Linked DNA regions of Homo sapiens: region 2 is linked to region 1. Evidence: chromatin loops called from intact Hi-C (ENCODE). Cell type or tissue: mammary epithelial cell. All regions are shown on one strand. Each heading gives the region's core, and the rest is flanking DNA. Links, peaks and the distances in the headings are about the cores only. Region 1 overlaps FKRP (fukutin related protein). Region 2 has its middle 34 kb from the start of PNMA8B.

Region 1 (5,636 bases), core at 3,137-5,636:
TGGAGGTTACAGTGAGCCGAGATGGCACCGTTGCACTCCAGCCTGGGCAACAGAGTGAGACTGTCTCAAAAAATAAATAAATAAATAAATAAATAAATAAATAAAAATTAAAAAAAAAAAAGAAAAAACAAAAGTGGGGTGGGCCAGGTACAGTGACTCACACCTGTGATCCCAGCAATTTGGGAGGCCAAGGCAGGAGGATCACTTGAGTCCAGGAGTTCGAGACCAACCTGAGTAACATAAGGAGACTTCATCTCTACAAAAAATAAAAAATTAGCTGGGTGTGGTGCTACTCACCTATGGTCCCAGCCACTCAGGATGCTGAGGTGGGGGGATGGCTTGAGCCAGTGAGCCATGATCATGCCACTGCACTCAGCCTGGACAAGAGTGAGACCCTGTCTCAAAATACCCAACAACAACAAAAAACTGGGGTAGCTTGCATCAAAAGAGGCTGCCAACCTTAGGACACTCCCCTCCACATTCATTGGCCACACCCTCAAGCACCAGATGGCGCTGTCTCCTTGTCCCCACCGAGACTGAAGATTTGGCTGGCCGGTCTCCAGCACAGGTGGTATAGCTCTGGGTTCCAAGCAGATGATCAAATAATTTCCCCATGAAGGCTTTTTGTAGGTTTCTGCCCTTCCTAGAGAGAGGGGGCATCCAACTAACCTCCCTATGTCCTAAATCCTCTGTCCCCTCCTCCCCATTTCCACAGCTCCCTCCTCAACCAGGTCCACCCACATTCCCATCCAACCTCCCCCTGGTCTCCTGGCAATTCCTCTCCCCGTGATAGCCAGAGGAGTCTTCCTAAAGCACAAGTTGGACCTCTCCTTCCCCTGCTCTGAACTTGCCATGGCTCCCAGTGCCCAGGGGAGAAAGTGGAAGCTGCTTCTGACATTCCCCTTGTCTGCCCCCCATTCCACCCTCATCTCTTGCCATGCTTTCCCCAACCTGTATGTTTAAGTCACCCTGAACATTTTCTCAAACTGCTCTTATTTCTTTTCTTTTCTTTTTTTTTTTTGAGATGGAGTCTCCCTCTGTTGCCCAGGCTGGAGTGCAGTGGCAGCTATCTCATCTCACTGCAACCTCTGCCTCCCGCGTTCAAGCGATTCTCCTGCCTCAGCCTCCTGAGTAGCTGGGATTACAGGCATGCGCCACCACACCCGGCTAATTTTGTATTTTTAGTAGAGACGGGATGTTGGTCAGGCTGGTCTCGAACTCCTGACCTCAGGTGATCCACCCGCCGTGGCCTCCCAAAGTGCTGGGATTACAGGCGTGAGCCACCGCGCCCAGCCAAAAACAATTTTTTTTTTTTTGAGACGGAGTCTCACTCTGTTGCCAGGCTGGAGTGCGGTGGTGCGACTGGCTCACTGCAACCACCGCCTCCAGGGTTCAAGCGATTCTCTTGCCTCAGCCTCCTGAGTAGCTGGGACTACAGGCGCGTGCCACCATGCCCGGCTAATTTTTGTATTTTTAGTAGAGACGGGTTTTCACCATGTTGGGCAGGATGGTCTCAATCCCTTGACCTCATGATCTGCCTGCCTTGGCCTCCAGAAATGTTGGGATTACAGGAGTGAGCCACCACACCCAGCCAAAATATATATATTTTTTAAACGGACAGCGTCTTGCTCTGCTGCCCAAGCTTGAGTGCAGTGGTGCAATCACGGCTCACTGCAGCCTCGAATTCCTGTGTTCAAGCCATCCTCCTGCCTCAGTCTCCCGAGTAGCTGGGACTACAGGCATGCAATACTGTGCCTGGCTAATTTTTCAAACACATTTTTGTGGAGACTGGCTCCCACTATATTGTCCAGGCTGGTCTCGAACTCCTGACCTCAAGTGATCCTTCCGTCTCGGCCTCCCAAAGTGCCAGGATTACAGGCGTGAGTCACCATGTCCTTTCTAATCTTTAGAATCCTGGAATTGCCTTCTGGACCTTAGATTGATTCTTCCTTCCTTCAATCCTTCAACATCTATTTGTTGAACTCCTACAACATGCCAGGCACTGTTCTAGGCACTGGAGAGAGAGCAACAGATGCTCAGAGACAGACAACATTCCTGCCCTTGTGGAGCTCCCATTAGTGCAGGGGCAGGAACCTTTGCAACCACAGAACCTCAAGCCCTTCAAAATCTTAGAGTTTAGGTACATAGGAGCTCCGAACACACATGAGATGGTTAGTCTGCATATCCTTGAAGGTCACAGCAAGAGACTGTCTTCCCGCTTCTGTTCCTGTGGTCTGTTCCTCATTCAGCACCTCGAGAGATCCTGTCACAACTCACATTTCATCCTGTCCTGGCTCTGCTCAGGCCCTTCTGTGGCTGGCACCTCGCAGGAAAAGCCAAGGTACTCAATGTGGCCCATAAGGCCCCGCGTGATCTTCCATCCTTTCCTACTCACTCACTCAGCTCTAGGAACATTGGCCACCAACACCATCTTTCAAACACACCTGGGACACTCCAGCTGCAGAACTGCCTGTTGCCTCTGTCTGAGTGTTCTTATCCCAGATAGCCACAGGCGATCCACCCCACTGCGCCGGCCCCCACCCCCATCACTCCAATGTCACCTTCCCATAACCTCTTCCTTTGGCCATCCTATTTAAAAATGCATCTTGGTGGGCTGGGCATGGTGGCTCATGCCTGTAATCCCAGCACTTTGGGAGGGCGAGGTGGGCAGATCGCCTGAGGTCAGGAGTTCAAGACCAGCCTGGCCAACATGGTGAAACCCCATCTCTACTAAAAATACAAAAAATTAGCCAGGCGCGGTGGCGGGCGCCTGTAGTCCCAGCTACTCGGGAGGCTGAGGCAGGAGAATGGCGTGAACCCGGGAAGCGGAGCTTGCAGTGAGCCGAGATTGTGCCACTGCAGTCCGCAGTCCGGCCTGGGCGACAGAGCAAGACTCCGTCTCAAAAAAAAAAAAAAAAAAAAATACAAAAAAGTTAGCTGGGCATGGTGACAGGCGCCTGTAATCCCAGCTACTTGGGAGGCTGAGGCAGGAGAATTGCTTGAACCCAGGAGGCAGAGGCTGCAGTGAGCTGAGACCATGCCATTGTACTCCAGCCTGGGCAACAACAACAAAACTCTGTCTCAAAATAAGTAAATAAACAAAAAAATGCATCTTGGCCAGGTGCAGTGGCTCACACCTGTAATTCCAGCACTTTGGGAGATTGAGGTAGGCAGATCGCTTGAGACCAGGAGTTTCAGATCAGCCTGGACAACATAGTAAGATGCCATCTCTACAAAAAATAAACAAAACTAACTGGATGTGATGGCTTGCACCTGTAGTCCCAGTTACTTAGGAGGCTGAGGTAGGAGGATCACTTGAGCTGGGGAAGTCAAGGGTGCAGTGAGCTGTGATGGCGCCACTGCACTCCAGCCTGGGCAATAGAGCGAGACCTTGTCTGTCTTTAAAAAAAAAAAAAAAGCATCTCCCATGTACTTCCTATCCCCCATTCCTGCTTTATTTTGCTCCCCTAGTAGTTATCACGTGGATTTTACTTAGCTTGTTTGTTGTCAGAATCTCCATGGAAGGCAGGGAATCTGTTTTCTTCCCTACTGTATCCCCAGAGCACAGCTCAGTGCTTGGTGCATAGCAGGTGCTCAATAAATACGTGTTGAATGAATGAGTGACTTGAATTATTAAGATAAGGAACGTGGGCTGGGTATGGGGGCTCACTCCTGTAATCCTAGCACTATGGGAAGCTGAGGCAGGAGGATCGCTTGAGCTCAGGAGTTCAACACCAGCCTGGGCAATATAGCAAAACCCCGTCTCTAAAAAAATACAAAAATCAGCCAGGCGTGGTGGTGCCTACCTGTGGTCTCAGCTACTTAGGAGGGAGGCTGAGGCAGGAGGGTCCCTTGAGCCCAGGAGGTGGAGGCTGCAGTGAGCTGTGATTCAGCCACTGCACTCCAGCCTGGGCGACAGAGCGAGACCCAGTCTCAAAAACGAAAGATAGGAACCTCTGGCTCAGAGAGATAAGAAGGATGCAGGGTCGAGAACCGAGGTCTCCGCTTCTGAGGCCCTGGCTCTTGCCACACTGTCTGACTGACTCTGGGCCAGGAAGGAGGTGCCCAGCAGGGCAGAGGACAGCAGCCAGGTCCTGGCTACCCTCAGGCCCAGCACAACTCTTGGCCCTCGCAGACCAGACACCAGCAGATTTGATGGCCAGATGAAGAGGTGCCACCTGCTGGTGAGGGTGTGAGGGAACCTGAGGCGGGGAAAGGAATCATCTAGTACCCTGATAAAGCCATGCAGACTTCACCGCCTCTAAGGGCAACAAACCCCTTCGTTGGGGCAAAGTGGATACAATGATGATTTTGAAGGTCTGAATGTTCTACATTTTTCTGAATCGGGAGGATAATAATAACAATTCTAGCAGCTCACCATGTGCCAGGCCCTGTTCTAAGCACTTTAGGCATATTCACTTGTTTAATCCTCGTGTTATGATCACATTTAAAAATGGAAACCAGCCGATGTGGTGGCTCATGCCTGTAATCCCAGCACTTTGGGAGGATGAGGCTGGGGGAGATTGCTTGAGCCTGGGAGTTTGAGACCAGCATGGACTGGTAAGACCCCGTCTCTACAAAAAAATTTAAAAAATTAGCCGGGCATGGTGGTGTGCACCTGTAGTCCCAGCTACTCTGGTGGCTGAAGTGGTAGGATTACTTGAGTCTAGGAGGCAGAGGTTGCAGTGAGTTGAGATTGTGCCACTGCACTCCAGCCTGGGTGACAGAGCCAGACTCTTTTTTTTTTTTTTTTTTGAGACGGAGTCTCGCTTTGTCACCAGGCTAGAGTGCTGTGGCACAATCTCGGCTCGCTGCAACCTCCAACTCCCTGGTTCAAGGGATTCCCCTGCCTCCGCCTCCTGAGTAGCTGGGATTACAGGCATGCGCCACCATGCCCGGCTAATTTTTGTATTTTTAGTAGAGATGGGGTTTCACTATGTTGGCCAGGATGGTCTCAATCTCCTGACCTCGTGATCCGCCCGCCTCAGCCTCCCAAAGTGCTGGGATTACAGGCGTGAGCCACCGCGCCTGGCCTCGAGACCTTATCTCAAAAAAAAAAAAAAAAAAAAAGGAAACAAAGGCACAGAGAGTTAAAGAGTTAAAGTCTCTTATTCAAGGTCACACAATGTGAAGTAGTGGACCCAAGAGTTGATCCAAGAAGCTGGCTACAGAGTCGTACTTTAAACCAGTAAACTTTACCTTCTCTCTTGGGTTCTTTCTGAAGCCCCAACTCTCAGCCCATCTTTAGTGAGCCTTCCCCAGCCCTAACCTGACAGGGGCTTTCAAAGCTTGGCTATGGCACATTAATAAATTAATTCAACTCAGTAACTCAACAAACTCAAGTATTCTTTGTGGTGGACCCCATGTTTTGAGGATACAGAATGAACGAGGTACTCATTAGGTCAGCCCTCCAGAAGACAGAAAGAAGACTGACAGGGCCACGTGTGGTGGCTCACACCTGTAATCTCAGTACTTTGGGAGGCCCAGGCGGTCAGATCACCTGAGGTCAGGAGTTAGAGACCAGCGTGGGCAATATGGTGAAACCCCCTCTCTACCAAAAAATACAAAGATTAGCTGGGCATGGTGGTGCGCACCTGTAATCCCAGCTATTGGGGAGGCTGAGGTGTGAGAATCAC
Region 2 (11,639 bases), core at 4,594-7,093, 220 kb after region 1:
CTTCCTGGACGCCTTGCCCTCAGGCTCCCATGCCTTGCTCTCTGTGTCCTCGAACTCTGCTACTGCTGCCCCTGCAGCTGCCTTTCCCGACTTTATGTCCTCACTGGCAGCCTGGAAAGCTGCGTAGTCCCTTGGTTGCCTTTGGTGTATTTGAATTTCCCACCTCCCCACCCTTTTCCTCTTTCCCTCTTCCCCAGGTGGTGCTCCCGGCTGCAGCAATGCCTGAGCCGCCAGATGCGCACCACCAGCTCCAGGAGCCACTTCGCTCTTTTTGTCCTTTTTGTCTCTTTTAATCCTCGCCCCAGACCCTGAGGAGGCCAGGCTCAGCCTTCTTCCTCCAGGGAGGGGGTTCTGGCTGCGCCAAGGTGAAAATGCACTCCAGAAGGTTCCTGTCATCTCAGGCTTTCCGCGGGACCACAGTGTCCTTGGACAGGACAGACAAGACCTGCGAGAGGGCATCGTTTTTTCTTTCTCATTCCTCCAGCCCAAAGAGTCGATCACAGAAGCAATTTTTTCTTTCTTTCTTTCTTTCTTTCTTTCTTTCTTTCTTTCTTTCTTTCTTTCCTTTCTTTCTTTCCTTCCTTCCTTCCTTCTTTTTTTTTTTTTTTTTTTTGATGGAGTCTTGCTCTGTTGCACAGGCTGGAGTACAGTGGCGCGATCTCGGTTCACTGCAAACTCTGCCTCCCAGGCTGCAGTGATTCTCCTGCCTCGGCCTCCTGAGTAGCTGTGATTACAGGAGCCCACGACCACGCCCAGCTAATTTTTGTATTTTTAGTAGAAACAGGGTTTCACCATGTTGGCCAGGCTGGTCTCAAACTCCTGACCTCAGGTGATCTGCCTTCCTCGGCCTCCCAAAGTGCTGAGATTACAGGCATGAGCCACCGCACCCCGCCTCAGAAGCGATTTTCAACACCTCCTGGCAGCTTTTGGTGTCTGAAGGGCTGGTACAGGCCGCAGTAGTCAGGAACTCAGGGTCCTCCAGCCCCGCTCTGTGACCTGGTGGTTGCACCCGCCCACTTTCTGAAGCTTTACAGCCCTTCAGCATCTCATTCAGGTATGTCTCTGGTGGCCAGAAGAGCCACCATATGGGAGTCACTGCTCCTGCCTTCTTTGATGGTCAAGTGCATCAAATCAGAGGGCTTTCTTCCATCATCTCCTGTTTGGCTTTGTCTGTCCTGGTCATCAGGGCCAAGAACTCCATAGGACCACCTGCCTCGTCTTTGTGGCTTCAGAGGGTCCACTTCTTGTGAACTTGCTCCCTGGCTGCTGCCTGGAGCGCTGTGTACAGCCTGCTGTCATTGTCATCTCTGCTCAAGCCCCCTCATCTGCCTCCTCGATCTTGATGTCCAAGCTCTCCTGGGGAACTTCCTTGGATTCCTTCTTTGCCAAGGGAAATGGACATGTCCCTCGGGCCCTCTTTTAGCTTCCGGCTCGATTTCTGTGACCCCTACTCTTCTTGTTACTATCGCTTGTAGCCCCAGGAGGGGCACCGGCCTTCCCCATGACTGTCCCAACCCCTCAGCCTGGGTCTTTGAAGCGGGAGGGGTGGGCACCTCCCCGGGGGTCCCAGCCACCACGGCCTGCATGGGCCCATCATCCAGCAGCAGGCGTCTCATCTGCCTCAGGAACCTCGTGTCCTGTGCATGGTCCTTCCACAGAACCCTCCAGATCCCATCCTTGCCCAGGACCTCTGTGGGGATGGCAGCGTGATTGACGTCCTCCACAAACTCCACCAGGGCGGCCTGGGCCTTCTTATCCATCAAGCCCTTCATGTGTTGCAGCCCGAACGTGCCCAGGGGCAGGAGGGTCGACTGCAGGACGGCTTCAACATCCACCTGCTCCAGGCCCTCCAGGATCCCGGTGACCAGCAGGGCCCTGTGCGCGTCCATGTCCAGGCCCCTGGCACTAGTCCTGCAAAAGGCTCATGGCCATGGTGCCGCCCACTGGGCACTGATCTTGGGGCAGGAGGGAGCCTGAGATAGGGATGGACTGCAGTGCACGGTGTCAATGACACCCTGGCAAGCCACCCGCAGGGCTTAGAGTCCCAGTTTCAGTGAATGTGGCAATGCTGGAGTGGGGATGAGGGCTCGGGCGTCCTGGATGCCTGCTGGCCAGCTGTTCACAGTGACCTTTCCCCAGGACCCCTCCCCAGAGCTGTCTGAGGATCCGCAGGAGACTATGGATCTGTTCTCCAGGGATGCTCATGGGTCCCTTTGAGAGCAGCGGCTCCCTCTCAGAGCTACCAGATGAGGAAACTCCTCCCGCTCCAGCCACATGGGGACACCCCCCTCCCCGTTGCCCCTTAATCCTGATGGTTCTTCTGTGCCCCATCACCCACCGCAGGAGGCCTGGGCTCTGGGAGGGGCCTGTCTCTCCCTCCTCCATTGGCTACTGCTGTTTCCATGACAACCGTTTTCAGGCTGTTGCAGGGACAGAGCATTTTTTGTTATAAGAAGCCCACTGAAAACGAGACTATGCATGTTGTTTGTTTACTGGGGTCTTTCGTGACTCTGGGAGACAGGCCTCACACAGAGAGCCAGGCTTAGTCAGTGGGACTGGGTGGGCCTCCCTCTGGGGCATCAGGCTCCAGATCTAGGGTAAGTTTGATGTTTAGGACCCAGTGTGGGCCAGGTGAAACAGAGACTGAGTGAAGGTTGTGCGGCGGGCTGGGCCTGATGCAGGGGCACAGATTCTATCCAGGTAAAAAAACTACCACCAGCCGGGCACGGTGGCTCATGCCTGTAATCCCAGCACTTTGGGAGGCCAAGGCAGGCAGATCCAAGCTCAGGAGTTCGAGACCAGTCTGACCAACAGGATGAAACCCCATCTCTACTAAAAATATAAAATCAGCTGGGCGTGGTGGTGGGAGCCTGTAATCCCAGCTACGCAGGAGGCTGAGGCAGGAGCATCACTTGAACCTGGGAGGTGGAGGTTGCAACGAGCCGAGATCGCGCCATTGCACTCCAGCTTGGATGACAAAAGCGAAATTCTGTCTCAAAAATAAATAAATAAATAAATAAATAAATAAATAAATAAATAAATAAAATAAAGTAAAAAATCACAACTGGCTGAGCGCGGTGACTCATGCCTATAATCCCAGCACTTTGGGAGGCCGAGGCAGGCGGATCACTTGACGTCAGGAGTTTGAGACCAGCGTGGCCAACCTGGTGAAACCCTGTCTCTACTGAAAACACAAAAATTAAAAAAAGAAAAGAAAAGAAAATACAAAAGTTAGCTAGACATGGTGGTGTGCACCTGTGATCCCAGCTACTCGGGAGACTGAGGCAGGAGAATCATTTGAACCCGGGAGGCGGAGGTTGCAGTGAGCCGAGATCGCGCCACTGCACTCCAGCCTGGGCAACAGAACAAAAAATGAAAAACCACGACCTCTGGGCAGCCACTGCTACCATGACCCTGCTGGAGCCTGCTGTGCAGTGGGAAGTAGGCGGGGTGCTCAGGTGAGGACTTGCTGGTGGAGGGAGGTGGGAATCTTTGGGCTTCAGGAAGAACCCCTGGGACACCTGCAAATTATTATGTCATGACACCCAGGAGGTCCCTTTCATGTCTTGCTAACTGTCCCACCAGCACCCCCAGGGTGGCCTCAGTTCTTTCCTGGGCTGCACCCCGTGTCTGGGAACACTGTCATGGTGAGCCAAGCCCCAGGCCCTAGGATGAGCCCCAGGGTTCATTCATTCATCCCTTCTTCCACCTGGACAACATAATGGAGAGAAAAATCAGCTGTTTCGTATCTTCAGCCCACCCCATGACTAAGCTGCTGGTCTGACCTCTGTGCAAGCTTGGGTCTGTCCTGCAAATGCAGGGATTGAGAATATGCCTTCCAGACAGATCTGCTCCAGGGATGGTGATACCGTCTCTACCAGGCAGCTGTCATCTTGTTCCCTGTTGACAAGAGACCCAGAGCCCCAGGAACAAGGTGAAAAGACTCAGGAATATGGCAAATGATGGTGCCAAGGTCTAAAAACTCCAGAAGACCCTTTCCCTCTCCCCCTAACTCCTGGTCCAGCATTTGGAGCCAGATGTACTGACTGGCAGGACACTGAGAAGCCACCCCCCACCCTGCTTCCCTTGGGGCCTCAGAGAATGCTTTGAGGAGTGGGATACACAGGACTGTTTAGGTCCCAAGTACAGAAACCCAAGTTAGCCATGTTTAAGCAGGTTAGTGAAAAAGGAATTCATTGGCTCATATTACTATAAAGACCAGGGTTGGCTGGGCACGGTGGCTCACGCCTGTAATCCCAGGACTTTGGGAGGCCGAAGTAGGCGGATCACGAGGTCAGGAGATTGAGACCATCCTGGCCAACACGGTGAAACCCCGTCTCTACTAAAAAAAAAAAAAAAAATACAAAAAATTAGCCAGGCCTGGTGGCAGGCGCCTGTAGTCCCAGCTACTCGGGAGGCTGCGTCAGGAGAATGGCGTGAACCCAGGAGGCGGAGCTTGCAGTGAGCTGAGATCGCGCCACAGCACTCCAGCCTGGGCAATGGAGCGAGACTCTGTCTCAAAAAAAAAAAAAAAAAAAAAAAAAAAAAAAGTCCAGCGTGGCTTTGGCTTCAGGCATGGCTGGTTCTAGGGTTCCTTCATTCATTAATTTAGCCCTGGACCCAGGGCTGACTCCTATTGGATGAACTGGATCATGTGCTTGCCCCTGCCCCAATCACAGTGACCAGGGAGGGAGGAAGCGTACTGACTGGCCAGGCTTGGGTGGGCAGGGGATTGGGTGAGCCCTGTAGGAGTCACCTGGAAGGAGAGTGGGGAGGGGGATTCTCTGGAGAGAAATGGAGGTGAATCATTCAGGAGAGGGAAGTGGACTCTGGGCTGGAAAGCAGGAGACTCTGCCCTAAAGGCATGATGGCATTAGTGAGACTCACTGTACCTGGCCTGGGGAGGGACTGAAGGGAGTATGGGACCCTCTCCAGGAGCCCTAGGGCCTTGGCTTCCAACAGAGTCCTGGCAGCATCCCCCGACAGCCTCAGCAGGATGAATTTTGGGGGTCCTGGGAGCCTGAAGCGTGCACTCTTGGCTAGCGGGTCCGGGATCTTCTCTTCCTGGCTGTGGGTGTTTGTTGGAGAATGTCTCAATTTCTGGCTGAGGGAGAGGGAGAGGGTGTCACTCATTGAGTGTTCATTTATTTAACCCCGTAGACTTCACTCATCCATTCATTCATTCAGTCTTTCTGTAGTGCCTGTGCAGGGCTCTGGGGACACGATGATGACTGAAGCCCTGCCTCCTGGAGCGCAGGGAAAGCCTGGATTCTTAGGGGAGGTGAGTCGGAAGAGATGGAGCTAACCCTGGATCAGGACAGGCTTACTCAGAGGAGGTGACATTGAGCTGAAGGGAGGAGGTGACCATTTGTGGGAGGTGGGGGTAGGGAAAGGGAAGAAGTGCTTTCGAGGCAGCCAATGGGCTAAGATTCCAGTGACTAAATGGGGAACAGGATGTCTAAGGAGCTGGGGGTGGAAGGGTGTGGCTGAGCCTCGGGATGGGGGTTGGGCAGGAGGTGGCAGGGCCAGGCACAGAGGGCATTGTGGTTTGGTCACGTCAGGCTATGACCAAGGAACGGAAGGTTGTGGGGTTACCAAGGCCAGAGCTGGAAGCTTCTCTGCAGCTTATGTGCTGTGTGACACTGGGAAAGTTAAATGACCTCTCTGAGCCTCACTTTCCTCATTTATAAGATATTCTCAGAATTGCTGTGTTGATTTAGGCACGTGGATAATTTAGCATAGGTACTGGTCACAGTAGGGCTTTAAGTATCGATTATTGGTGTCAATCCTTATTTTCATAATTCCCTTTTGTGTGTAGAACGGGCTGTTGCTGTATGAGGAATTTGCTGGGTCAGAGCGCCCTCTGGTGGGCGTGGGGAGCCAGTTCAGGGAAGAAAGATGAAACCAGAGGTTTTGATTTTAAAGGGCACCACCCTCCCTCCCCTTCTTATTCTGTCCCTTCCTCCCTTTCTTTCCCTTTCTTCCCTCCACATGCATTCACCAGGGTCTGATCCTGCCTAGATGGGGACTGAAACAGCCCAGGTCCTACCTTCCCGGGGGGTTTACAGCCCGGTAGGGGGAGGCAGAGGAACCCCACCTGAGTAGAGCTTAACACTGGGGAGAAGGTGGGACTGCGGGATACAGGGCTTCATAGGAACCCGACTTGTTCCCGGGGCACTGGGGAACTAGAGAAAATTTTGGAATAAGGGAGGGGGAGGGTCAAGTTTGCGATGTCATGTGGATGAATGGGACGGGTGAGGCTGAGGCTGGACCCGACGGGGAGGCCGCAGAAGGCGTGGGCTGAAAGCGTGGAATGGTGTGGGCTGAAGGCGTGCAGGGCGTGGGAGGGGGATGTTGGGGCAAAGTCCAGGACCCTAGCCCACTCCTAGTTTGGGAGAGGAGTCTCTCTCACCCTCAGGGTTCGTCCCCAGCCTGGTGATCTGCTGGGAGCTGCCAGCCACTCATCTCTTGAACTGGCCCAGGCCTGGGGCCCTGTGTCCCCAGGCAGAGCTCCCATAGTTCCCCGTTAGCCTAGAGGGTCACAGCTCCCAGTCCCCCAGTGTGGGTCCTGCCACTCATGGGCCCTGGTGGGCCTGAGAATCTAGTGGGCCTCCTGGGGTAGGCTCTGTCCCTGAATGGGCAGAAACAACCTTTCAGCTCTCACAGTGGGGTGACATAGTGGACGAGGGATGGGGGATGCTGGGTCTCTGGACGCATGCCTGGGGGTCTCCCTAGGGGGTTGATGGTTTTGGCCTTCAGGCAGAAAGAACCTGGTGGCAAAGTTCCAGAGGTTAGCGGAGCCTAGCATGGAGGCGGTGAGTGGGGCTGCAGTGTGTGTGCGTGGGGGTTATGATGAAGCTGCAGGGAGCAGATCACGCAGGGCCGTGGGGAGAGCCAGGGCTTTCTGCGGGAGGCTCTGGGAGCCCTGGGAGGTTCCGAGTAGGGAAAGGACAGGGTCAGGTTTGTGCCTTAGGAACACCCCTCTGGAAGGGCAGGACAAGAGGCTGTGAGGCCAGGTGGAGGCTGAGCCAGGAACGTGGGCAGGAGAGGCCAGGTCAGGGCTGGGTGGGGCTGGAGGGTGAGAAGGGAATGGCTGGATCTGAGAGATGTTCAGGAGGCCGACTTGGCAGAAGAAGTGAAGTGACTGCCGGGCTGTGGGGGCTGAGGGGTCGGGAGGAGTCCAGGATGAGGCTCAGTCTCAGCTGGGTGATGGGGTGGAAGGTGGACTTCCCTGGGATGGGAGCAGCCTGCTTGGGGGTTGCTGCTGAGGCTGCGTCAGAGTTCCGGGCAACAGCAGCCTTTGGGAGGGGCCCCTTACCCCCCAGGACCCCGGATCCAGGCTCTCAGGAGTCCTGGGGCTGGGCAGGCAGCCAGAGGGGCCTGGCACTGAGCTGGCACGGAGGAGAACGGCCCTGCTGGCCCAGGCCCCTCGCTGTCTGGCAGGCAGTAGAAGGCACAGAGCCCCAGGCTCCAGGGCTGTGGGAATAACAATAAGAAGAATAATGACAACTCACCTTGGCCAGGTGCGGTGGCGCATGCCTATAATCCCAGCACTTTGGGAGGCTGAGGTGGGCAGGAGGTCAGGAGTTCCAGATCAGCCTGGCCAACATGGTGAAACCTCCATCTCTACTAAAAATACAAAAATTAGCTGGGGGTGGTGTCAGGCGCCTGTAATCCCAGCCACTCAGGAGGCTGAGGAAGGAGGATTGCTTGAACCCAGAATATGGAGGTTGCAGTGAGCTAAGATTGCGCCACTACACTCCAGCCTGAGTGACAGAGTGAGACTCCATCTCAAAGTAATAATAATAATAATAATTACAGCTCATCTTAATTGAGCCCTGCGGTGGCCAGGTATGCCATGGCGTTTCATCTCCCTAGGGGCTGGGAGATGGCTAGGAACAGCCCTGTTTGTTTCATAGAGGAAGCATATTAATCAGAGTTCTCCAAAGAGACAGAATCAACAGGATATGTGTAGACAGAGATAGGAGAAGGGGTTTATTGGGCAACTGGCTCATTCAATTATGGAGGCGGAGAAGTCCTGAGGCTGTGTGCAGGCTGGAGACCCTGGGATGCAGGGAGTGTGGCTCAGAACAAGTCCGAAGGCCTCAGAACTGGGGAAGCCAACGGTGTAATTCTCAGTCCGAAGCCAAAGGCCTGAGGATTTGAGGGGCAGCTGGCGTAAGTCCTGGAGTCCAAGGCTGGGAAGCCTGGAGTTGTCGCTGCCTGCACTGGTTCCCACGGGGGACCAGGAGCTGAGCCCATGGTCCTCAGACGGGCAAGGTGTTTGATTTTAATGTAGTTATAGCTAAGGTTGATGAAGTGTGCCGGTGTGAGCAGCTTAGCTATGGACAGTTTTGGGGTGCAGAAACCAAGACTTGGAGGTTAAACATGTCCAGGGTTGCACCATCAGCACTGGTGCCCGGGCAGCCTGACTTCCGCGTTCATGGAATCCAGGGCTGGGCAGCCTGGGGACAGCCGCTGTGCCCCCACCTCGGCCTCAGTGTGCACGCCCCTTCCCTCCCACCCAGGTGGTCAAGGTGAAGCCCCACGACAAGGATGCCAAAATGAAATACCAGGAGTGCAACAAGATCGTGAAGCAGAAGGCCTTTGAGCGGGCCATCGCAGGCGACGAGCACAAGCGCTCCGTGGTGGACTCGCTGGACATCGAGAGCATGAGTGAGTCAGGCCTGGATGCTCCACGCTCCAGCCCAGAACATTCCACACGGGCCTTCTCCATTCCCTGGGGGTGGGGGTGGGCTCAAGGGTAGCCCCTTGTTCTGCCCCCAGGCTGCTGTCTGTCGCTCCTCTGCCTGTGTTCCAGGGCGCTCCATCCGCAGCCCAAAGCTCCGTCTCATGATTCCCAATGGGCGAGGTCAGGAGCTGCAACACCCCGCTGATATGGCTTGGCTGTGTCCCCACCCAAATCTCATCCCCACCCAAATCTCATCTTGAATTGTAACTCCCATAATTCCTACATGTTGTGGGAGAGACCTGGTGGGAGATAATTGAATCGTGGAGGCAGTTTCCCCCATACTGTTCTCGTGGTAGTGAGTAAGTCTCACGAGATCTGATGGTTTTATAAGGGGTTTCCCCTTTCACTTGGTTCTCATTCTCTCCTGCCTGTCGGCACATGAGACGTGCCTTTCATCTTCCACCATGATTGTGAGACCTCCTCAGCCACATGGAACTGTGAGTCCATTAAACCTCTTATTCTTTATGAATTACCCAGTCTCGGGTATGTCTTTATCAGCAATGTGAAAATGGACTAATACACCTTCCCTACCCACCAGCATCACCCCTGCCCGGGCCCTTCTCCATGCTGGCTTCTTGGCCACTCTGTCATCCTCTCCTCCCTCCCTCTCTGCCGGCAGTAGCCCCGCCCCCACAGGCTGTGTCTGGTTCACCTCTAGGTGCTGAGAAGGTCCAGCCATTCATCCCACAGATGATTATTGAGCATCTCCTATGTGCCAGGCACTGTCCTAGGCACTGGGGGTACAGCTATGAACAAAACCCTTCCTGTCCGCATGGAGCTGATATTCTAGGAGGCAGATAAGATGATGAACAAGTCACAAAATGAATCGTGCTAAGTGCCATAAAACTGAATAGGGTAAAGGGGGGCGGGTGAAGGAAGAGAAGGAGGTCAGGAAGAGGCCTCTGGGCCAGACCTGACCAGAGAGGGGACTCTTCACTCGCTCTGTCCCTCTCTCAATCTGTGTGTCCAGAGCCAGGTCCACCTCATCCCTGGGAGCAAGACCCCCTTCCCCCTTACAGTGGCCGTGGTCGCTGACTCTCGTGTCTCCCCTGTTCACATGCCAGCCATCGAGGGTGAGTACAGCGGACCCAAGCTTGAGGACGACAAAGTGACAATCACCTTCATGAAGGGGCTCATGCAGTGGTACAAGGACCAGAAGAAACTGCACCAGAAATGCGCCTACCAGGTAATGCACCTGTCAGGTACCGGGCACCCGGGAACCCTGGGATGGCATCACAGCACTGCCAGGCGCGGGCACTGAGCAAAATGACAGGAGAAGGGCAGCCACAACAGCCAACACCAAACAGGAGTCGTGGTCATTATGGATTGGCAGTAATCCCTCCCAATATTCAGATACAATAAACTATCTCTACAAATAAAGCCACCAACCTTGGCTCACTTGTTCAGAAGATAGCACCGTTAGAGAAATCCAAGAAGCACCAACCCTCTCACTACACATGACACTGACTTCCTTTGGTGGACAGAGCTCCAATTCCTTGTATTGGTGTCTCTGATTTAGAAAAGGCTATTATGGGCCAGGCACAGTGGCTGACACCTGTAATCCCAGCACTTTGGGAGGCCGAGGCGGGTGGATCACTTGAGGTAAGGAGTTCAATGCCAGCCTGGCCAACATGGTGAAACTTCGTCTCTACTAAAAATACTAAAATTAGCTGGGTGTGGTGGTGCACACCTGTAGTCCTAGGTACTTGGGAGGCTGAGGCAGGAGAATTGCTTGAACCCAGGAAGGGGAGGTTGCAGTGGTCCAAGATCATGCCACTGCACTCCTGCACTCCAGCCTGGGCAAGAGAGCAAGACTCCATATCAAAAAACAAAAACAGAAACAGAAAAAGAAAAAGAAGGAAGGAAGGAAGGGGCTATTATAAATGCTCTAAAACTTTAGAAAAAAACTTCAATGACACTGTTAATTTCCTCCAAGGCTTACAAACCGAGGTTTCTAGCCTTGCTTCAATAATTTCACAAAATGTATGAGTCTGAGCTACTCTAACTGCCCAAAAAGGAGGTATAATGAATGAAGCTGTCATTTCTGTGTTAATATATCAAGAATTTTTGCCCACACTTCAGAGGATTTTAAAGAACAGATGTAAATCTTATCAGATAGGTGATACTTTTTCCATTTATTTATTTAGTTGGTTACATCTTGGCTCCTGGGAATCTCTCCTCTGGTGAATTTTCCAACCCTTGGCTATATTATTCTCCTCCTAGTCATGATATTAACCTCCCTGGGAGTTGCATCCTCTTAAGGGTTTCCAATGCCTCTCAACAGCCACTGATGCAACTAATGACACCCATCTGCATTAGACAACTTGGAGAACCTAAGGACTCTACCACATATGTCTAAGATGACTATGCAGCTATCAAAAATGACTATACACCCATCTGTCCCAGCCAATAGCACTCCCAGAAAGTAATGCTATACGATTTCATTACCCCCTCAGCTTGCTATGTCAAAAGGGGAAAGTTGTTAAAATAAAATGGGGGGAGCCAGGCGCAGTGGCTCACACCTGTAATCTCAACACTTTGGGAGGCCAAATTGGGAGGATCCTTGAGCCCAGGAGTTTGAGACCAGCCTGGGCAACATGGCAAGACTCCATCTCTATAAAAGTAAAAAAAAAAAAATTAGCTGCACAAAGTGGTGCATGCCTGTGGTCCCAGCTACTTGCGAGGCTGAGGCAACAGGATCACCTGAGCACAGGAGGTTAAGGCTACAGTGAGCTGCGATCGTGCCATTCACTCCAGCCTGGGCAACCGAGCGAGACCCTGTTTCACACACACACACACAAAACTAGGGGGGGTGGATCCGGACTGAGAATTCCCCAAGAAGACAAAATCAGGCCACATAAGCAAAACCTAAGGTACTCTGACTTTT

Evidence for each region. A loop is a pair of places that touch in the nucleus more often than their neighbours do. Peaks named below come from ENCODE experiments on the same cell type or tissue, not always from the same donor. Only the 100,000 strongest peaks of a DNase experiment are listed, where the experiment ranks them.
Region 2: it touches region 1 in a loop (9-fold over the local background); 16 of 110 quality-filtered maps call a loop at or near these places.

What each region holds. Positions count from the first base shown.
Region 1 is chr19:46,748,843-46,754,478 of GRCh38, reverse strand. All of the region lies in intron 3 of FKRP (fukutin related protein), which reads right to left. Among named protein-coding and RNA genes, the nearest start is that of STRN4, 5.2 kb to the right of the region's middle. In mammary epithelial cell, for the core only: a CTCF peak has its summit at 4,178 (motif pointing left); no DNase peak of the experiment used is centred there.
Region 2 is chr19:46,523,962-46,535,600 of GRCh38, reverse strand. It overlaps the pseudogene PPP5D1P. Among named protein-coding and RNA genes, the nearest start is that of PNMA8B, 34 kb to the right of the region's middle. RefSeq lists a silencer at 4,643-4,752. In mammary epithelial cell, for the core only: a CTCF peak has its summit at 5,869 (motif pointing left); a DNase peak (open chromatin) is centred at 5,410; H3K27ac peaks cover 339 bases.